2 separate regions of the Homo sapiens genome follow, and region 1 is linked to region 2. A link is a loop called in an ENCODE intact Hi-C map of the cell type or tissue named here. Cell type or tissue: heart left ventricle. All regions are shown on one strand. Each heading gives the region's core, and the rest is flanking DNA. Links, peaks and the distances in the headings are about the cores only. Region 1 overlaps PPP4R1 (protein phosphatase 4 regulatory subunit 1). Region 2 has its middle 7.3 kb from the start of NAPG.

Region 1 (9,188 bases), core at 4,167-9,166, 940 kb before region 2:
TTGACTATGCTTGCTGTGAACATTCTATAGTCTTTTCCTCCCCCACGCCCGAGACAGAGTCTTGCTGTCGCCCAGGCTGCAGTGCAGTAGTGCGACAAACATTCTATAGTCTTTCCATAAAAGAATGACTGCGTGTACTGCTATCTTATAAAAAGGTAATGAGTCTCTGTGCAAAATAGTTAAGGCAGAGCCCAAACTTTAAAACTGTAAAGCACTGTTTGAATGACTGAAACTTTCAAAGAGAGTGATTTGTCAATCAACAAATCTGTATAAATTACAGTAAGGAATGCAACGATGAGCCTATTTTAAATAAAAAATTTCCTGAAAATCAGATTAATTGTATTTATCAAGAGAATTTAGAAATACATGATAATGATGGTTATACTACCTTTTTCTTTTTTTAATAGACAGGGTCTTACTCTGTTGCCCAGGCTGGAGAACTATCAGAGCAAGCTGCTGCATGATCCTTTGACACCATTTGAACTTAGGCACAATTACAGCTCAGTGCAGCCTCAACCTCCTAAGCTCAAACGATCTCCCACCTCAGTTTCCCAAGTTGCTAGGACTACAAGCATGTGCCACCATGCCCGGCTAATTTTTTATTTTTTTGTAGAGATGGGGTCTTACTATGTTGCCCAGACTGGTCTCAACCTCCTGGTCTCAAGTGATCCTCCTGTCTCAACCTCTCAAAGTGCTGGTATTATAGGTATGAGTCACTGTGCCCAGTCCATAATACATTATTAAATGACAATTTTTTCTGAAATGAAATTTTTTTAAGATAGACACTAATATTTTTAATCAATTTCAGAATAAATAACTTGATTGACTTCCATACCTTTAACATCTGGATCATCAATGTGGGGCTCTAGATTTTCTATCATTTCTTCCAGTTCCTTTCTGGTGGCCATGGTGATGTTTGGAGAACTGGGCACAGGGCCCTCAGATTCTTCCTCTGGTCCCTCTGGGCTGGGTTTTCCCCCAGAGTTCTGTTCAAGCTCTATGTCTAGATCTATTTCAGGAAGAGGAGTCCTCCAGAAATGGAAGGAGTTATACAATTCCTGATCTAAGAGAGCTGAATCTTGTGAAGTGGTGCCAACCTCTGGTCGTAACATAGATTTGTAGTTACCAGGTTTTTTATCATTCTCATTACTAGCTGCTTCCTGGTGAGATTCTGAGGACAAAGTACAAAGTAAAGAGCTGTCCAGTGGAACACTAATTTCACCTAGAGGCTTCCCGGATGCCTCAGCAGCATGGTCTTCCATCGTGTTTTCCAGTATGACACTGGAATTACTAACACTGAGATCTGAAGGAGTATCCTCTGGCCTGACTTGTACATCCTCTGGGGCTTCTTGATCTCTGGTCCTTTTATTGTTTTATTTGGTGGGAAAAAAACAATATGAAAGGATAATTACTTTAAAAAAACTGATGAAAGATATTACATATAGCATTTAGACAAGTTAAACATTAAAAATTACGGATTATCTGTACAAACTGAGTTTATGTATATTATTTATAATGCTTCTTTCTCCATCAGCTGTTCTGTGTTCAAAGATGTAAATACCTGTTAAGTATAAGTCTAGATAGTCAAGCAATATATATTAGTTAGAGAAGGTAACATTTAAGAATCCTGGGATTCTATAACACCATGCTAATTTCAATAATAAATAACTAAAGAAAAGTAGTGGAAACAGAAATTCCTACAATCATTTTAAGATACATAACAACATTTAAATTATTTTATTTTTAGGGTTATTTGTATTACCTCTCTACTCCAACGACATATTGCAAAGCTGAGACCTAAAGCCTATTTGCTTACATTACACAAGGAAAATAAAATAAAAACAATTTTAAGATAGTAGTAGGAAAGATACTTATTTGCTATCTCACAAAATATATTAAAATCTGCTTGAGTGTAAATATTACTTCTGTTTCTTCTAAAATATTCATCTCTACTCCCCAAGGTTTTCCTAAAATGAGGACATAATTTAATTGATAAGGACAGATGGTACAAATTCATTAAAGTCCACTGATTACTGCCATCTATTATCTGAAGTACGACTGTAAGTGTTATTATTTGATTCAATTAAATTTAACAGGCATTTATTGAGCACCTACTAAGAGCCAGGAAATGAAATCAGTATTGAGGATTCAAATGTGAATGAGATGCAGCTCTTGATCTTGAGATTACAATTAGAGGCAAACAGAAAAAATGAAGATATATCAGCAAATTGCTGCTAGACAGGGTGGTAAGCACAGATGCAAGCACACTGAACACAGGAGGAGATGGGAGTGAAGATTAAAAGGCCTTCAAGGAAATGACATGAGTTGTGCTTAGAAGAACCAATACATGTTTATGGGGCTAAGGGGAAGAAAAAAGCATCTAAAGGAGAAACAGGACATGCAAAGGCCGGAGTGGCAGAAAAGGTGTGACGCATTCAGGAATCAGCAATGAGGAAATGATGGATGACAAGGATGAAAGATATCACATGAACCACTGTATTCCAGACCAGCAGACCTCCGGAGTTCATCCTGGACTACAGGAAATCATGTAGTAAGGAAATTGTTAATAGATCTGTTGTTTTAGAAAGACCATTCTGGAGGAAGTGTAGAAAATGAGTTGAGAGGTAAGATAGGAGGCAGGAATTACAGACATGCAGGTAAGAAGTGATGATGTTCTGATGGAGGCAGTGTCTCCAGGACTACAGAAGAACACATTCAAACAGCAGCAAAAATCAACAGGACTTTTCCACTTATTGCATGCTGCAGGTAACAAAAACAGTTTCACAAGAAAGCTAACAGGTTCAGGTTGAAAGAGGTTGAGTTAGCTATCCACGTTGGGTTCTAGGTGGTGATTATCTATGAGAAAGAGGTAAAGACTGAGACAGAGGTGGAGGTCATCAACTCAGAAAGATGTGTGGGGCTGACATATGCGGAGGCAACAAGTATTAATAAAGAATAACACAACTGCATAGAATAACAAAGAGTGAAGGCATTTTTCCTGTATAAAAGAATGATGAGCATATTTTTAGGCTGAGGAAAATAGGTTAGAAGAGATGAAAGAACTGGAGACACAGAGATTGATGAAATAACTGATAAAGCAATGTCTTTCTGAGAAGAGGAAAGAATATGGGCTTCAAAAACACAGCAAAACAGATTAAACAGTGAAGAGACTTGCTTCCCAAGAAACATGAAAGGGAAATAAGGATGGCTGAATATGTAGGTAAATTTGTAAGATGAATACAGGAAAAAGCATCTGTGTGCCTTTAAATACACACAATAAAAGATGTTTAACAGGAGACTTAAAAGGACTGTGCAAAAGGAGGGTGATGTTAATGCCTATGTGAGCTCCCACTTAAACAGTCACCATCTACATTCTCATGAAATTACGAAGTTCCCTCTCATCATAATGCTGTTTTCAAAACCATTATTTTCACAAACAGGTGATTATTTTTTAAAATACTGATGAACAAAAACATACGTAAGTCATCTGAAAACATAACACATTGTGACTGCATTTTAAATTCTGGTATTTTTCTTCTTATAACTACAAAATATACAGTATGCATATATAATACAATTGTTTACAAGTGTGAAGAAATCAGACTTTAACGTTCTTACTCTCGCACTGGCACTACGTTAATATAAAATTCTGAACCTTTTAAGGACTTCTAGGATTCCTCACTTATTCCTTATTCATAAAAATGAGGAGTTGGCCTAGATAACCTGTAAGATGTTTTCCCACTCCAAAGGAGCTCCTGAAGCTAGTGCTGTTATGCAAAATAAATGTGTCTTCTACATGTTTATGAATTATGTATTTCCCATTTTGTCCATATTAAAAAATATGTATTTTTCCCTTTTGTTATAAAGAACATTAGTGGGCCAATTGGTAAAATTCAATAAAGGCTAGATTAGCTAACAGTATTGTATCAATGTTAATTTCCTAATTTTGGTAACTGGACTACAGTTATATATTAACATCTGTGTTTTAAAGAAATACATAGTATTTTAAAAAGGTAAAAAGAATATCATGTCTAAAACTTATTCTCAAAGAGTTCAGAAAAAAAGAATAAAGCAAATATGGTAAAACAGTATTTGGAAAATCTACATGGATATATGAAGTTCTTTGTGATATCCTTGCAAAATTTCTGAAATCATTCAAACTAAAATTTTAAAATTATAATAAGATATTGTTCAGAAAGGGGGAAGAGAAGAGCAAATGGGTAAAACTTGTAAGACCTCGTATGTACTATCTAATAAATACAATGAACTTCTGTTTTGTTTATTGTTTTTTTAAGAGACAGGGTCTCGCTCTGTAGCCCAGGCTGGTGTAAAGTGGTATGATCATAGCTCACTGCAGCCTCAAACTCCTGGGCTGAAGCGATCCTCCTGCCTCAGCCTCCTAAAGTGATGGAATTACAGGGCCTTGAAGTTCCTTGATCACTAGCTCACCTTGGTGTTAAAATTAAATTTTAATATTCTCAGCTGCAAAAATGAACGGAGAATGACTGGTCAAATAACTGTTTGTCTGATAAATGTAAACTTGTTAGTTTGTCCAAACTTAAAACTCTTAGAATGATTTTTTTAAAAGGAAACTAGAAGACAAAGTTTCCCTAGTACAGTATTAAATTGTGGACAGAACTACAGCATGCATGGCTTCAAAAATGTCGAAAGTATAAATTCTCTAAATTCTAATTTTTCCTGGTAAAGTATAATAGTCAATACAAAATCAAGCTGTTCAATGCTAAAATTCTGATATTCCTAATTGTCAGACTTTGAAATGCTATTGTACAAGACAAATTTTTTTTTGAAAATTGAGGCCCTTTGTGACTCTGTATAATGGGAATTATCCTGTCTCCTAAGAGACGTAGGTATCAAGAGCACCAGAGGACAGTCCAGAAACTACCTACTTAAGGAGGAATCTTAAGTGTCTTTTTGTGCCTACATAAGTTTATAATTAATATCTTCAGAGTTCCTTAGTAGAGACTATGGGCCTAGAAAATTAATTACAGGTATTTCAAGGAGAAAATGACTTGTAGAACATCTGGCTAAAGAGGTATTGTATCCTGAGATAAAAGCAAACACGCTCCAGGATACCTTCCAAGTACTGTGAATTAACTCAATGAAGTTTTAGCATTCATGAAATATTTCCAAATTTGTGCTAATAATTTTTTTTCATATAGTTAGCATTAAGCTAAACTGGAAAAATCCAGCAAAAGTGGTTTAGTTACTTCAGATTTTTGAGGTCAAATCCATATTTCCCTAGAATAATTCATTCAGGATTAATATGTGCACCAACGGGCCAGGCCCAGCGGAGACAAAGGGAGGAGCTGGACGCCACACTGCATGGCCGGGAGGCTACTGGATGATAGATGCCAATATGTAGCCAAAAGGATAGGATTAAAATAGTGCTCTCATTACAGCGCTACTGATGATGAAGACAAAAGCTCTGTACTTCCTGGACAACTCAGTGCATCTAAGACAGCACTTTGTTAAACGAGGGTATGGATGGAACAAGAAGCTTCCCAGAGAGCAGCAAGTACAAAAACAGGGAGAATTAAGAGAACATGGTGCATTCAGAGAACAATGTGATAACGAATGCTTATTTTACATACTTTTAAAATGCAGATTTGAGTATTTCAACTCTGCTTCTGAGAAGTAGGCTTTATCAGCACTTTCAAAGAAGCATTAACAGCCTGATCCAGGGTGAGTGAAAGATCTGATGTGTAAGTCAGATGTTTGGAATCAATAAATGCTTCAAAGAGTAATAAAGTGATAGTAAATGTTTCTAGGGTCAGATGAAACACTATACAATAAACAGTGGTGGAAATATGTTGCCAAAAACTTGCTTACTTTGTAAGACATTTGTTTGAAAAACCTGAATCTAAGAAACTGAGAGAACTTTGAGGACAGGAACGAAGTTCTATCTTTCCATTTACAGTTTCTGGTTCATAGGAGGTGCTCAGTTAACTTTTGCATAATCAATCAATCAATCTTAATACCACAACAGTTTAAGACAGCTTAAAACAAATGCCACTGTGCTATTTAAGGGAGGGCAAACAAACTAATGGTTCTGAGATTTAATAATATATAGGACTACTTCTTTATAGTTTGTCAAACTATGCAAAAGCTTTTACAATATTTAACATAACTCCTTCCTTAGCCAGGAATGCTCTCTTTCCCCTACCATATCATTAACATAATTTAATAAGCTCTAATATTACTGAAGATCAGCAATACAAGTAGTATTGCCTGGACATTAAGACATACCTCATTACAATGGAAGAAGAATCAAGGAATTGAACTACCTTTAAATAGCTATTGCAGTAATGCTACACACCGGTAGGCGGCAAACATGGCCTTGATAGGCACACTGTTGAGGTCAGTGAAGTTTTACTGGAACACAGCCAAGCTTGTCCATTTATGTAATGTCTACGGCTGCTTATACACTGCAAAGGCCGAGTGAGTAGTTGTGAAACAGAAGAAAGTTTACCAGCTCGTCCTATACAGTTCTCTGCAAATTTATAGTTTCTTACTAGACCCATTTCAGATTTTAAAACAGAAGTTATGTAACAGTCTTCAGTATAAACAGGTAATTTTTTAAGTATGCTGATTTCAAAAATGAAAAATAGATAACATTCCCCACCCACCATCATCACTTTTGTCAAAGTCCTGGCAGCACCTGTTTTCAAAAAAACTGACAGACTTTGCTTGCTAGGAAGACAGGTTTGAGTGATTTTCTTCCTTTACAAAAAACAGTACCTCAGGTTTGTTTGGCTATTCAGCAGGACAGTAGGAGAACGGGCAAAAAGGTAAAACAAGGCAGCAGAGAAGAAAGAAGAACTGCCAAATCAAAACACCAAGAAAGCAAATAGCACAGTATCAAGACCTACAGAAGAAAATGTCCATTAGCATCATGACAAGGGAGGGAAAAGACACTATGGTAACTCAAGCATTATAGCAGGGACTGTTTCAAATATTTGTACTAAAATTACTTCAAGTGCATAACTGTAAAAGTTTGTGTACATTTCCCGCATACTAGTAAGTTAGGCTTGAATTAGTTTTTCCCCTAAATATATATTATAATAAATTTTTAAAATTTAAATTTAATAGAAAATTTTCAATGCAAAAACATTTAAAAATAAAAATCACAGCCGACTCTTTAAGCTTTATTTAAAACTTTGGTTTCCTTATGAGACTGATATACTTAAAACTGATATACTGGCTAATATACTGGCTTTCTCCTTTAACTGACAGATTACAATCACCATTGACAAAGAATCCAAGATGCGCAACTAAATTATTTGACAGAAAAGGACAATAAAACATATTCCTAAATTAAGTTTTACTCCTTAAAAACAAATTTAAAAAAACCCAAATACTACACAGTGTGTAACAATTACCCTGTATATTGTAGATATCAATGAATGATTGACTAAATAATGTACTAAATAAACATTTTTTAAAAGTCATAATCTACCATTTAGAGTTTCCTATGTGCGAGGCATCTAGCTAATTGTGTTACATGCATCTACTCATTCAATATGTAACCAACCAAAGAGATACTTAACAAACAAATGCGCTTAAAGTAAAGCTCTATAAAAATATTCACCAATTTTTATATTCAAGAGAAATAGCAAACTATCAAAAAATAACATTTGTTGCAGAATAGTGGAAATAATGTTTAAAAGCAGTAAAATTAGAAAACAAGGTTTTAAAATTAGAAAATGGTTTCAAAATTATACCTATTTTTGTTTTCTACTGACATCTCTTCTGAACTTTTGCTTTCTTCTTTAAAATACTGGCCTGAGCTAGATGGATTAGCAAAAGTAGATATGAAAGGTCCCAGAGACTGAAAAGCTGCTTGGCGAACCTAGGAAGATAAAAAGGACAATAATAAAGGAATCATTTTGAAAAAGAATTATATACGCACACATTATGTATATTTAATAATCTACTTTCAAATGCCGAAGTATGTTTAGGATAATAATGAAGCTTTTCTAAAGGAAGCCCAGATTCAGAACTTTAGCTAGGACTGAAAAATTCTTACAAGCTATTTTCTCTGGCTGGGCGCAGTGGCTCATGCCTGTAATCCCAGCACTCTGGGAGGCTGAGCTGGGCAGATCGCTTGAGTCCAGCAGTTTGAGACCAGCCTGGGCAACATGGCGAAATCCAGTCTCTACAAAAAATACCAAAGTTAGCAGGGCGTGGTGGCGCATGCCTGTGGTCCCAGCTACTCGGCAGGGCCTGAGGTGGAAGAAGCGCGTGAACCCATGAGGCTAAGTCTGTAGTGAGCCGTGATCACACCACTGTACTCCAGCCTGGGTGACAGAGCAAGACTGTCTAAAAAAAAAACCCCAAACAAACCCCTATTTGCTCTTTTTTACTTTCAATTGTTTTTATCCTCTCTTGAATGTTTGAACCATGATAATCTAAGTATGAGATACTATGAAACATTTGCATAGAACAAAACTAAAGAAGGTCCTGCTGTGTTCTCAAGAACAAAAAGAATAAGGAAAACCAAGAGTGCCACAAAGAACATAAAAATCAATAAAGCCAACAAAATGTGATAAATACATTTAATGTTTTCAGGTAGGAAAGACTTTAATTTGTTCACTAGAAGGAAGCAAGACAGACGTACCAGAAACATAATGTTAACTTAAAGTATGTCACAAAGATCTTGAAGCATATACTATTGTTCTTGATGACTGTCTCATGTAGGAGGGGTGATAAAGAAGTTATAGAATTCCACTTCATGTCGTATTTCTGTATTATTTTTAAAATCAGGAATTTTTAAAACATTTGAAAATGAGAGGTTTTATGGAAGGATGGACACAATCGGACAAAGGCAACAACAATGGGAAACTGGTATGTTACTAAAACCTTGACTTTGCCACACACCAATTTCCCTGAAGTTTAGCATTCCTTTTCCTTTTGAGACAGCTCTTGCTCTGCTGTGGAGGCTGGAAAACAGTGGTGCTACCATGGCTCACTGCAGCCTCAAAATCCTTGGCTTAAGTGATCTTCCAACCTCAGCCTCATGAATAGTTGGGGACTATAGGCATGTGCCACCACATCCAGTTAATTTTTCTATTTTTTTTGCAGAGACAAGTCCTTGCTATGTTGCCCAGACTGGTCTTGAACTCCTAGCCTCAAGCAATCCTCCCACCTCCTCCTCCCAAAGTGTTAGG
Region 2 (11,572 bases), core at 4,297-9,296:
TGTGGTGTGTGTGGGTGGGGCAGGGATGCCCTCTGGGTCTTCTTTGCCCTACACACTAGCATCCGGGCTTCACGGGGGCTTCTTCCTTGCCGGGTCACAGCCTGCTCGCCACAGAAGGAGACGTGCAGCCCCATAAATGGATGGGAGGAGCATCCACTGCTCCTCAGCGCCCTGCCAGCCTGGCTGAGGCTGATTTCCTTACTGGAGGCAACCAAGCCACAGCCAGATGAGCACTGCTTCTTTCTTTTCTTTTATAATAATTATCATTTTAAGAAGCATTTGACCCTTTCCTGGAATTGCTTATAATGCAAGAGTCAACCCCAAATCTTCATTTTTAAAATTTTGAACCTCCAAATGTGAAAAATACCAGACTTACTCAAACTTATCTTTTCTTCCAAATCTCATATCATCAGTCTTCAACCTGTTCCCCCAACCTTCAGGCTCAGGATGCACCCTGTAACATGCCAAGGAAACATCACTTATTCAGTTGATGGATACTACAGTGAGTGCCACATTTGCAGAAAGTGCTGTGCTAGTTGCTCTTAGATTGGCCTCCACAGCCTCACACCTTAACTGCAAGTGGCACTCTCAGGCACCAGGGTCCCAGGCTCTTGGAAGCTTATTCTCCACTGATGAGTCTTTCCTCAGATTGTCATCCCTGGCCATGTGCCATGGCTCACGCTTGTAATCCCAGCACATTGGGAAGCTGAGGCAGGAGGATTGCTTGAGCCCAGGAGTTTGAGGCCAGCTTGGACAACATAGTGAGACTCTGACTCTACCTAAAAAATTAAAAATCAGCCAGGTATGGTGGCACACTCCTGTGGTCCCAGCTACTCAGGAGGCTGAGGTGGGAGGATCACTTGAGCCCAGGATGTAGAGGCTGCAGTGAGCTGTGATTATGCCACTGCACTCCAGCCTGGGTGACAGAGCAAAACTCTGTCTCAAACAAAAAGGAAAGAAAAAAGGAAGGAAAGAATGAAGGAAGGAAGGAAGGAAGGAAGGAGAAACAGAAAGAAAGACAGAAAGAAAGAGAAGAAACAGAGAGAGAAAGAAAGAGAAGAAAGAGAGAGAGAAAGAAAGAAAGAAAGGAAGGAAAGAAGGGAGAAAGAAAGAAAGAAAAAGAAAGAGAGAGAAAGACTATTATCCCCCAGCTTTCCCTGTGCTGTTGGGATGCAGCTCATGTCCAGCCCTCCCTAATGCACCCCATGCCTCACCCCCTTGGAGGGGGAAGGTTTAGTCTCCTTGGCAACACTTTCCATATTTCTAGTTTCTAAAATTGTGATTTACTATCTGTCTCTTTTGCTGTGAAAGTGAGCTCCTCAAGGGAAGGGACTGTTCCCGACTTGTCCCTGCTGGTGCCCTTGGCAGATCTCAGTGCCTTGCACATGGAACACTTTTGGCAAAACATGTTCTGATGAGCAAGCAAACACTGCATGTGCCATCTGGGTCCCCTACCAGCGTTAGAGCCTCGCTTCATTAAAAACTGCTCTATACAGAATTCAAAGTTTCAGAATATTACAAAATCTGAACAGAGAGTAAACAGATTTCATCATAGGACTGGGAGTAAAAAGAGCAGAACTTCAGCTTCAAAAATTCTTGTGTATCATCTAAAAATATTCTATATAAAACATATAGATTTTTGTCCTACTATAAATGTTACACTAATTCCCTATCTAAAACTATTGTCAGGAGCAAAGTTCATTGTGAATGATATTCTGTGCAAAAAGCTCCAGTACTTACCTAAGAATCAGAAAGAGAATTCTTTACTCAGGATGCAGAAAAAAAGAATCTCTCTGGGAAAATTACACACAGATGGTCCCAGCAACAAGTGGGAAGATTTATGTGTTTCCTGTTCAATGTCTCAACAGTAAGGTAGTGCATGCTCTTGCTACTGTGAGAATCAAAAGACAGACAGACCCTCACACCAACTCCTGGAACCTCACTTAGGCTGGCCAGGGCCTCAAACTGGTCTCTGGGAGCTGAACTTGACCCACCTGATAGGGAAGCCTGTGCAAGGTGTGGGGTGGAGGGGCACGTTCACGGTAACACCTTCTCATACAACCCAGGAGTCTTGAAATATGGATAAAGGACAGGTTAAAGTTGCCAAGTTCTGCTGTTTTCGTAAATTCATATTTTTAATAAATAAGATGTATAAAATTATAATTCAGTAAGAGCATTGATTTGGAAGCCTGTTTTGAATATCAAAGACATATGCTGTAGTGTAAACTGGAAGTTATCTGCTGGTCAGCGCTTATCTAAATTATAGGTTCCATCTTGGCTTTAAAGGTTAACACCATAAAATTCAAGTTCTACCATGGTAAAGGCCACAGCTCAAAGAATGACTGAAACGGAAGCTTGGGGATGGCTTGGAGACAGACACATTCAGGTGTACTGCTGTTTTGTCCTCAGCCTGCACCATGAGAGAAGGACCTTTCTCTCTTCATCTGTAGGATCAGCACTGAAGCTCAGGAACAGAGGAAATTAAAGCAAGTCGTTGTTAAGGTAGAAACTCTTCCTGGAATTGCCTGCAAATGCTGCATCCTCATCATGGTTCCATGTGTCTGTGTGGCTACTGGTGTGGCTTTTACGTAACTCACTGGATGGAAGTTGTCAGCTCACTTGTGGTTCTGTTCTGAGAATGATGTGGGATGGGTGGCAGAATGCCAACCCAGGGCAAAAAGAAGCCATGCAGAGAATGCCCTTCCAAAGGCAACAAGGCCGAAGGGAGGGCAGCAGCAAGCTAGGGCCTGCACTTCAGATGAGCAACAGAAACCTGTCCAGGAAGGTTCCTGTGGGGATGCTGGAGATGAGGATGAAAAGGAGAAGCTGAAAACCTGAGCTACAGGAGTGAGACAGGAGAAACTGGTAACGGGAAAACAACATGGGGCACAGTGGGAAAGTGGGCACTTGGCTTCTAAATGGAACTCGAGCAGGTTCTGACGACTCCTAAGCTGTTCTCCTTAGGGGACAGAGACAGCTTAAAGCATCAGCACAAGAGCTGAGCGCCTGGTCCCGGCTTGGCTGGGGAACATGTGAGTCTTGACTGGAAGTCTCTTCCCTCCCTCGTTTTGCTTTGTAACTTTCTGCTTTTAGTTACATCTCTTTTTTTTACTCAAACAGTTTGAAAGAACTGACGGAAAAAAGCACCTTATTCCAAGTTATTTGTCCTGGTCCTGGTAACTTGGACTGATATTAAGAGTCCCAGTTTAGATCCAGAGGCTGACTGTGAGAAATAGAAGAAATCCTTAAGCAGAAGGTCCTCCCCTCCCCTCCAAGCTGGCCTTGGCTGCTTCCATCAGCTGTGGGCCATGTCATCCTGGCTTTTGTCCCTCACTCCTCCCAGAGAGTTAACCCATGAGCCATCAGTCAGAGAAGTGAGGGGTGGCACACAGGGGTTGGAAACCTAGGCTTCTCCAGTTGGTAAATTTTTCTTCCATTAGTAAAGAAGGACTAAAACAAAGAGGTGCGTGAGTGCACTGTGACATTGGTGCTCTAAGAAGACCGTGCTGCAGAGGAGAGGATGCATTGAACAGAGGCCAGGTTGGTGGCAGATTGACTAATCAGGAAGAGCAAGTTGTCCAGCAGGCCGGGCTAGAGAAGGTGTTGACAGCAGCCAGGATGGGGAGCAGTGGACTTCAGCAGGAGAGGTTAAGGAATCTTGGGATTCTGAATCCTTCAAGTTCGCTCCATTGAAAGTACTTTATTTCCTAATATTATCAGTGTCTCAATGGTCCCGAGATGTCTACAATCATCATTAGAAGTGTCTCCTAAATACCTGTGCCCCAAAGAGAAGGTCACTTGGGAGTAGGGAGACCATAAGTGCTTGAGAGGCTCTCAACCTGGCTGGACTGCTCTCCGTGCAGTCTGGACATCAACAGCTACATTCAAAGATCTCTTAGGTCACCTTGCCTTCTGTAAACCCAATTGTGCTTAGTTGCCTACTGAGTTTAGGTAACCAGGGAGATTTATAGGGGAGGAAAAAATACAAGAACAAGGTGGAGCTGCAATGTTTCTGGAATGCAGGGACAGCATGTCTCGTTTACTGAGAGGACACATGTTTAACGGCAGTGCAGGCACTGGCAGGGTTTTAGTGGCTCTCCTGCACCTGACTGGCTTGGGCTAGGAAGGATTTGCCATCCCAAAGCCCGTGTACTCCCACGCAAGTCAGCTGTGAGGGATTTCAATGCCTTCTGTGAGCTCAGAAAGGATTCTCTGATCACATTTCTAATAAACGCTCTTGTGGGAAGATCATGAGAACAACAGTACAAATGATGGCTCCTATTTACTGAATGTTCCCTATGTGTCCATTCTGTGTAGGCGCCTTGGAGGTATTATTTGTAAAACTGACAGTAGCTCCACAACATAAGCATTTAGTATGTTTATCTATTGCTGCTTAACAAGCCATCTCAAAGCTCAATGGATTAAAACAGTATTATTGTATCTCCTGATGATGTGGATGGAAAATTTGGACAGGGCACAGTCAGAGGAGCTCCACTCAGCTTCACGGTTGGAAGCTTTGCTGGGACGGCTCTAATGGCTGCAGCTGGGAGATGCGGGGCAGCTGGCCATTGCTTCTCTGCTCATAGACCTCTACCGGGGTGGCTTGAGCTTCCTCACATCATGGCAGCCTCAAGGGAGTTGCACTGTTCAGGGTTCCAAGAGCTATTTCATGTTTTGAGAGATGGGAAGTGGGAGCTGCCTGTGCCTTGAAGATTGGGCCCTGAGACTGGCACAGTATCACATCCTTGTTCTTTTGGTCAAAGCAGTCACAAAACCCACCTGCATTCAAGAGGATGGGACAGAGTCCCCCTCTCAATGGAAGAGGGTCAGAGATTTGGCTGCCATTTTTAATCCACCACATTATTATTCTTCCCATTTTATAGGAGAAGAAACTGAAGCTCAAAGAAACCAGATAATATATGTCTTTAAATAACATAAGAAATACTGCTGAGGTTTGAAAGTATGACTGACTCTAATCCATTTTTCTTTCTAGTATACAGCCCCGCTCTCTTAAAATGTGGACATTTGATCTTCTAAGATAAGACTTTTTGAGCCACAAGCTACTCTTCTGATTGGATGTAGAACAAAACATAGCAAGTCATCGTCCACGTTCTTTCTAAACTTTGCATCGTTGAATGAAGAGGCCCTATCTAATAAGCTGTAGAACTGAACACTCCTCTTCAGTTTGAGAGGCTGTTCAAGGTAAAAGAGAGGGAAAAATGGAAGTGAATAAAATCACAAATTTAAACGATAAATACCTGGCTTGGGGAAGCTTTTTTCCCCAGAGGATAGAAATATATTTACATTATGAAATAAGTTGGAATCCAATGGAAACCCCTTGTTATTATTAGATTTCCTCTTGAGAAGGATTTATAAATGAAAACACAACTTGCTATTTTAGTATTTTGTTTTTCAGGGAAGAAAAACCCTTTGCAAAAACAAATTTAGAAGAAAAAACTTATCCATTTCAAGCTCTTGTTTATTTTCTTATTTACCAGGCTAAAACTGTCTTCTTTCATCTCTGATTATGTTGGGAGCTGGAGAAAAGAGGGTTTTTATTTTGTTTTGTTTGCTTTTTTCCTTTTCTCTAAATCTGGAAGGTCTCTTTTCATTTGTGGGCAGTGCTAAACCTTTCCTTATCCACAACTGCGTTTCTGAATCCACAGCCTCCTCCAGCCGTAACTGTGACCCAAGGGCTCCACGCAGTGGGGGATAGGAAATGAAGGATGAGGGCAGTCACATGTGAAACGGCTGCAGTGTTCATCTGTGATCTGGTGGCCCCACTGAACAACAGTGGCCATGACCCCGCTGTGCACCTGCTAGCACACAGCTCCATGCTCCTTTGCCATGTGTCCCTCCATTAGGCTGTGATTCCTCCTCCTCAGCTCCACAGGAATCTGGAAAATAAGGGTCCTGTGGCTGCTTTTGCAATCCTAGTACACTTTGAGAACGTCATGTTCCAGTAAGCTTTATATAACGTTCTAGACCATTAGAGCCTTTTCAGCTTCCTTATTAACATTTATTCATTTCTAATTACACGAGTAGAGGGAAGTTGCAAGAAATGTGTCCCTGAAGATTTTCAAACTTAATGCAACCATTGCATAATTTTAATCCAATCTTCACAAAGGGAGTCATGTGTTGCTTTTCTAGCCAAGTCACCCTTGGCCCCTGCAACCTCGTCACCTCCCCATTCTCCCCTGGAATGTGGGGCCAGGCGCCCGCATACTCTGCCTCACAAATTTGCTATTCCTTCTTTATCGGCAACTATCTTTGTCCAGATATCCCAGGTCTCAGGCCACCACTCCTTCAGAGCTTTATTTCATTGTCACCTACCTGGTGAAGAAACTCACCCCACACTCACGGGTGCCCTCCCATTCCCACATCCTGCTTTGTTTTCCTGAGTGTTGACCCCCTCTAGCACTGTGTCTACACCGCCTTAGCCAGTTTCCTACTGGACTCCACAACCCCACCCATATGCCCTGTGCTAGAATGTCAGCTCTGTGAATCCCTGCTGCATTCAGGGCTGTCTCCCAGAGCCTAGAACAGTGCCTGCATGGAGAAACCATTCCACACATACTTGTTGAATGAGTGCCTAAAGAATGAATAGCATAAACCCAGTCCACAGCTCTTTATTCCTGGCAGCTTCCAAACGTGCACTTCTTGAGGAATTCTTAATTTGGAAGACATGTTATTTAAAAAAATTCATTAATGCAGTTTGTGAATGAGTAATTCACAAACTTCATTAATGAGTCATGTTTTATGTTGTATTCTTTCAATTTTGCCTACTTTATATTTGTACAAAATGTAACTGCGTGAATATATCCTCCTTGAAAGAAAATGATTGCTGTATATCTATGGGATGTGGTTTTCAAGAGAGAACATTTATAGGTTGGCACTAGGCTATCTGCAAGTGGTCTAATGAAATACATGACGGGTTTCCACTAAGCCAATTCAGTGTGTTGGTTTTATCTTTTATTCAAAGATAGCTTGCAAAGGAAGATCTGTATTTTTCTCTCTCTTTAAAAATAATATTCATCAAAACGGTTGTGTTCGTTAGAGTGGATTTAACAGAGATCTGTTGTTAAACATTTACAATGCTTCATCTCTTTCCAACATTACTGTACTCGGACAATGCTGCCTCACTTTGTGTACAAAACAGTGAGAGAGATCGCTTTTATGTGGAAAGTTCAGTTATGAATGCGAAATGTTGCCAGAATCTGACTGTAATCCCAAGAGGCAGAAACTAACCACTTTTGTTTGGACGGCTTGCAGCTTGTAAAGGCACGTGCAGGCAGCGCCACCATGTGTTTTCTGAAGAGACCCATAAGGCTACGCGGGAGAAGGAATGAACGCCAGGACTCTCCCCAGCCAACGTATACCTAAGTGGGACTTCTCAGTATAATATGCTTGGCGCATCTGTTAGGGGTGGCCCTTTCTCAGCCATTTGACAACTTACTTCAGTCAAACCTAATAAACTTCCAACTCTCATTTTCCAATTATTATTAAAATTTCAAAGCAGGTAGGTGTAAAGTACCAGGTATGTAGTAAACTGACTATTTTTTCCCCCATAAAAACATTTGAAAATTAATAATTGGTCCATACAACTAAGCAGCGGTGTTGCGTGAGTGGTTATTAAACTATTACAAAATAAGGACCATTTTCTGGTCCATTATAGTGGGCCAAGTATAAATTTGGAGTCAGATGGGTCTGGGTTCAAGTCCCCATCTTCCCGTTTACTTGCTGTGTGACCTTAGGAAAGTTACTTAGCTTCTCTGACCTTCAGTCCTCATATGTGAGATGGGATAACAACAGTGTTTCTAAAGCACTTTGTAGAGTTTCTGGCAAATGGTGACCAGGGGCCCTAGGGTTTAGTGGAGGTTTTAGCTGCCAGCATCCATCAGGTGCCTGGGAGCTCAGGCAAGCTCCACGCTGCTAATCCCACTCTCACTCCAGGCACCTTTGGCACCCGTCTCCCCACCGACCCCACCTGGCCCAGCTTCCTGCTGCGCTGGAAGCTATGCTATGGTTAGGGGATGCCAGTCTACCTGGTCTTCAATGGCTGGCACCTGTGGGTGTGGCCCCGTTCTCTTTCTCCTTTTCAAACATTCATTCTCTTGCTTTGATTTTGAAATTCAATTGAAAATAAAAAAATTAATAATGATGGTTCTGTGAAAGGTTAGAGCAGGAGAGGTTGAGAGGAATGTGGAGAAAGCCCAGCAAAAAGAAGCAAATACAAGCCAAAGAAATCACTGGAAAGGGCTGGGTGCAGGGGGGTGCACTGGTGATCCCAGCACTCTGGGAGGCTGAGGCAAGAGGGTTGCTTGAGCCCAGAAGTTTGAGATCAGCCTGGGCAACATAGTGAGGCCTTGTCGCTACTAAAAATAATAATAAAAAATAGCCAGGTGTGGTGGCACATACCCACAGTCCCAGTTACTTGGGAGGTTGAGGCAGGAGGATTGCTTGAGGCTAGGAGTTTGAGGCTGCAGTGAGCCATGATTATGCCACTGCACTCCAACCTGGGTGACAGAGTAAGACCCTGTCTCTAAAAAAAAAGAAAGAATAATTTAAAAAAGAAAGAAAGAAAGAAAGAAAAGAAATTACCTTGAAGAAGGGCCATGGCCAGACTTGAGAGAAAACACCTTCCAAGTGTCCAAATGCTTCTTCCTCTTCTTCCGTAATGACACAGGACTTTCAGCCAAAATTGACTGAGTTCTGCTCTGGAATTCGCACTGCACTGTGTTCTGAACACAGATGGTGAGTGCAGTCACAGACGATGGCAACTAACAGACTACGCGGTGGCTGTGGACAGGGAGATGAGGAGACGTGGTTGCCTCTGGGCACTTTTTGGAGGCAAAGTCGACAGAATTTCCTACAGATTGCATGTGTTGTGCGACAGAAAGAGCAGAGGAGCATGACTCCAAGTGTTTGGGCAAGGAGAGGGTGAAGCTGCCATGAACCCAGCATGGCTGAGCCTGAAGGGAGAGCAGGTATGGGAGCATCAGGAGCTCAGATTTGAACAGATTATGTATGACATTTTAGATGTCTAGGTGGAGCTGCTAAGAAGGCATTGGACACAGGAATCTGGAGAACGAATTCTCCATATTAATCTCATAGAGATTCAGTGGTGATTTTTAAAAGTCAATGTATTCATTAACACTTAACCAGAAAAAAAAATACAGATCATAATGGCTTCTATTAGTTTTATCAGAAAAAAAGCCAAGAACAATCTTCTAAAATCCTATTCTGATGAAAGGAACTGTCAAATGATAGCAGAATTTGTTCCAAAGGTTTTTTGTAAATTCGTTATTTATAACTCAGAATATATTTTCCCAGAGAAATGATTTTATGATTCATGGCTAACCTCTTGGGCTGGGTCTCAGAAGTGTATCTCTTGTATAACATAACAGTATATTTGTGGGGGAAAAGGGTAAAATTACACAGTCAGGCTACTAGCAATTAAACAAACAAAGAAAACTTAGCGATATAGGAGCTCTTATGTTTCCTTATTTATGATTCCTGATTTGAAATAGAGCTCATTTGACCCATCAAACCCTCTCTCCAAGAAATGACAAAGACCTTTTATTTGACTGGAACATTCAGCTGTGGGAGGTAGGTCCAAGGATTTTGCTTCCTGGCAGCAGACTAGGCTAGGGGAAGGAAGCAGGTTTGTGTAGACAAGGAACCTGGGGATGCAGGCTTAAAGAACTCTCAGAGACTTAAGCCCACCATGAGAGAAGGAATGGGGTTTGCAAGCTCTATTTTAAGCCTCATTCACACTTTGATGTGAATCATTTTAGTCACATCCAAAACAAGTAGATCACTCAGGAATGCACATTTTTATTGAGGCAGGATAAAGAAAAAGAGTTTCTAGAACTAGAGGAGAGGATTGGCTCAGATGGAATCACTTGGGCCAGCAGCCAGCAAGTCTGTATGTTGACGGGGTAGGTGAGGGAGGACATGAGCGTCTAAAGAGCCTTAGGAGAGGAGGCAAGAGGTAAGTTGAAGTCACAAAGACAACTTTTGCTGAGGTTCTGGTGGTAGCTGCTGTGATAACAAGAATTACGTTTATGGGTCAACAAGGCCTGGGGTCACACTATCGATTCTAGCTTGGGAAACTACACGTCTTAGTCTATCATCATTTGGTCCATGCTTTCCATTCTCAGTTCTTCTAAGCTGACTTCTCAGTTTAAATTCCCCTTGCTCAACTCCCACCTCAATGTTATTGCAGGAAGAGAAGGGGAGGGGAAGAAAGTGGGGGCATTTGTGTTACACCTTTACTGTGCCCATTCTCTCTCTTCTTCTCCCCTTTACTATGAATGCATGTTAGCACATACTTACCACGGCTTCCCTGGTCAAGGGTCCTTTGAAACATAGAACCCTTGAATGCCCATGGCTATTGATATAGCTCCAACGAATGGAGGAACACCAGGGTTGTTGGTCTCGTGCTGATAGGATTAACAACACGGACACGTGGAGTGGTTTTAAGGAGTGAAAAGTTTAATAGGCAAGAAAGAAGGAAGGAAGAAGAAAACACCTCCCCCATACAGAGACAGAGGTAGGGAGGATTTGAACAAAGAGAAAACCCAGTGTGCAGTGGAAAAGTGGTTGCTTATATTGGGATCCTGGAGGAGGTGGTGTCTGGTTTGCATAGGGCCCAGGGGATTGGTTTGACCAGGTGTGTCATTTACATAGCTCTCGAAAAACCTGGCCCTCCCACCTTAGCCCTTTAATATGCAAATACAGGTCACCGTGATGTTCTGAACACATGGTGTTATCTGGAGGTGGCCATGACACTTGGTACACCTGATGACAAGGAAGAGATGGCGGAATCACCATGTTGAGTGAACTCAGTTTCTAAGGACTGACATTTGCATATCAAAGCTTGCGGGCCTGGCTCTTCAAGCTGCCTTTTCTGTTAGAAAAGAGATGGTTCAGGGGTTGTTTCTTAAAACAGGAAAATTTCCACTGAGAACATTTACCCTTACTATCTGCCTAAAAAGTATTTCTTAATAACTGCTATATCACTATCGTGGGGTTTTTTTCCCATTCTTTCTTTGTTGATGCCAAAGTAAAATTAAGTTAAATATTGTATCCTCTCATAGATCATGAATGCAATGAGGGCAGGCATTATATCTCTTGCTCAACAATTGGGTCCTAGGTGTGTAGGCTTAATGTCTTGTGCAGAGTGGGCATTCAGTAAACAATAATTCAATAATGAATGAATAAATAAGGGAGAATGTGGAGGAGGTTATAGGCTTAGAAAACTTTCTGGGCACTTTCAATGGTTTTAGAGGGTGATGGTATTGGGTGGTTAATAAATCTAAACTCACTTGAAAACATAAGGCTTTCCACTGGTAACAGTCCTTTTATATTTAATCAGTCATCCCAGAGTTGTGGTGAATTGGAAGTCATGGCCAAAGTATTTTACACTCCTCTATTTTCCTACCTCTTGAATCTGAACTTGCCTTATGACATGTTTTCATCAATAAAATGTGGCAGAAGTAATGTGCAGTGGGAGTCCAGGCCTTACGAAGCCTGAAGTTTCCACTTTCACTCTCTTGAAATTCTGCTG

What was found. A loop is a pair of places that touch in the nucleus more often than their neighbours do. Peaks named below come from ENCODE experiments on the same cell type or tissue, not always from the same donor. Only the 100,000 strongest peaks of a DNase experiment are listed, where the experiment ranks them.
Region 1: it touches region 2 in a loop (5-fold over the local background); 9 of 110 quality-filtered maps call a loop at or near these places.

Annotation. Positions count from the first base shown.
Region 1 is chr18:9,569,322-9,578,509 of GRCh38, forward strand. It overlaps PPP4R1 (protein phosphatase 4 regulatory subunit 1), which reads right to left. Exons shown (of 20, transcript NM_001042388.3): 10 at 7,743-7,870; 11 at 836-1,362. Among named protein-coding and RNA genes, the nearest start is that of PPP4R1, 41 kb to the right of the region's middle. RefSeq lists a silencer at 789-971 and enhancers at 4,909-5,419, 5,420-5,930. In heart left ventricle, for the core only: a CTCF peak has its summit at 6,333; a DNase peak (open chromatin) is centred at 6,356.
Region 2 is chr18:10,512,983-10,524,554 of GRCh38, forward strand. No RefSeq gene overlaps it. Among named protein-coding and RNA genes, the nearest start is that of NAPG, 7.3 kb to the right of the region's middle. In heart left ventricle, for the core only: CTCF peaks have their summits at 5,713, 7,302 and 7,506; DNase peaks (open chromatin) are centred at 5,734 and 7,319.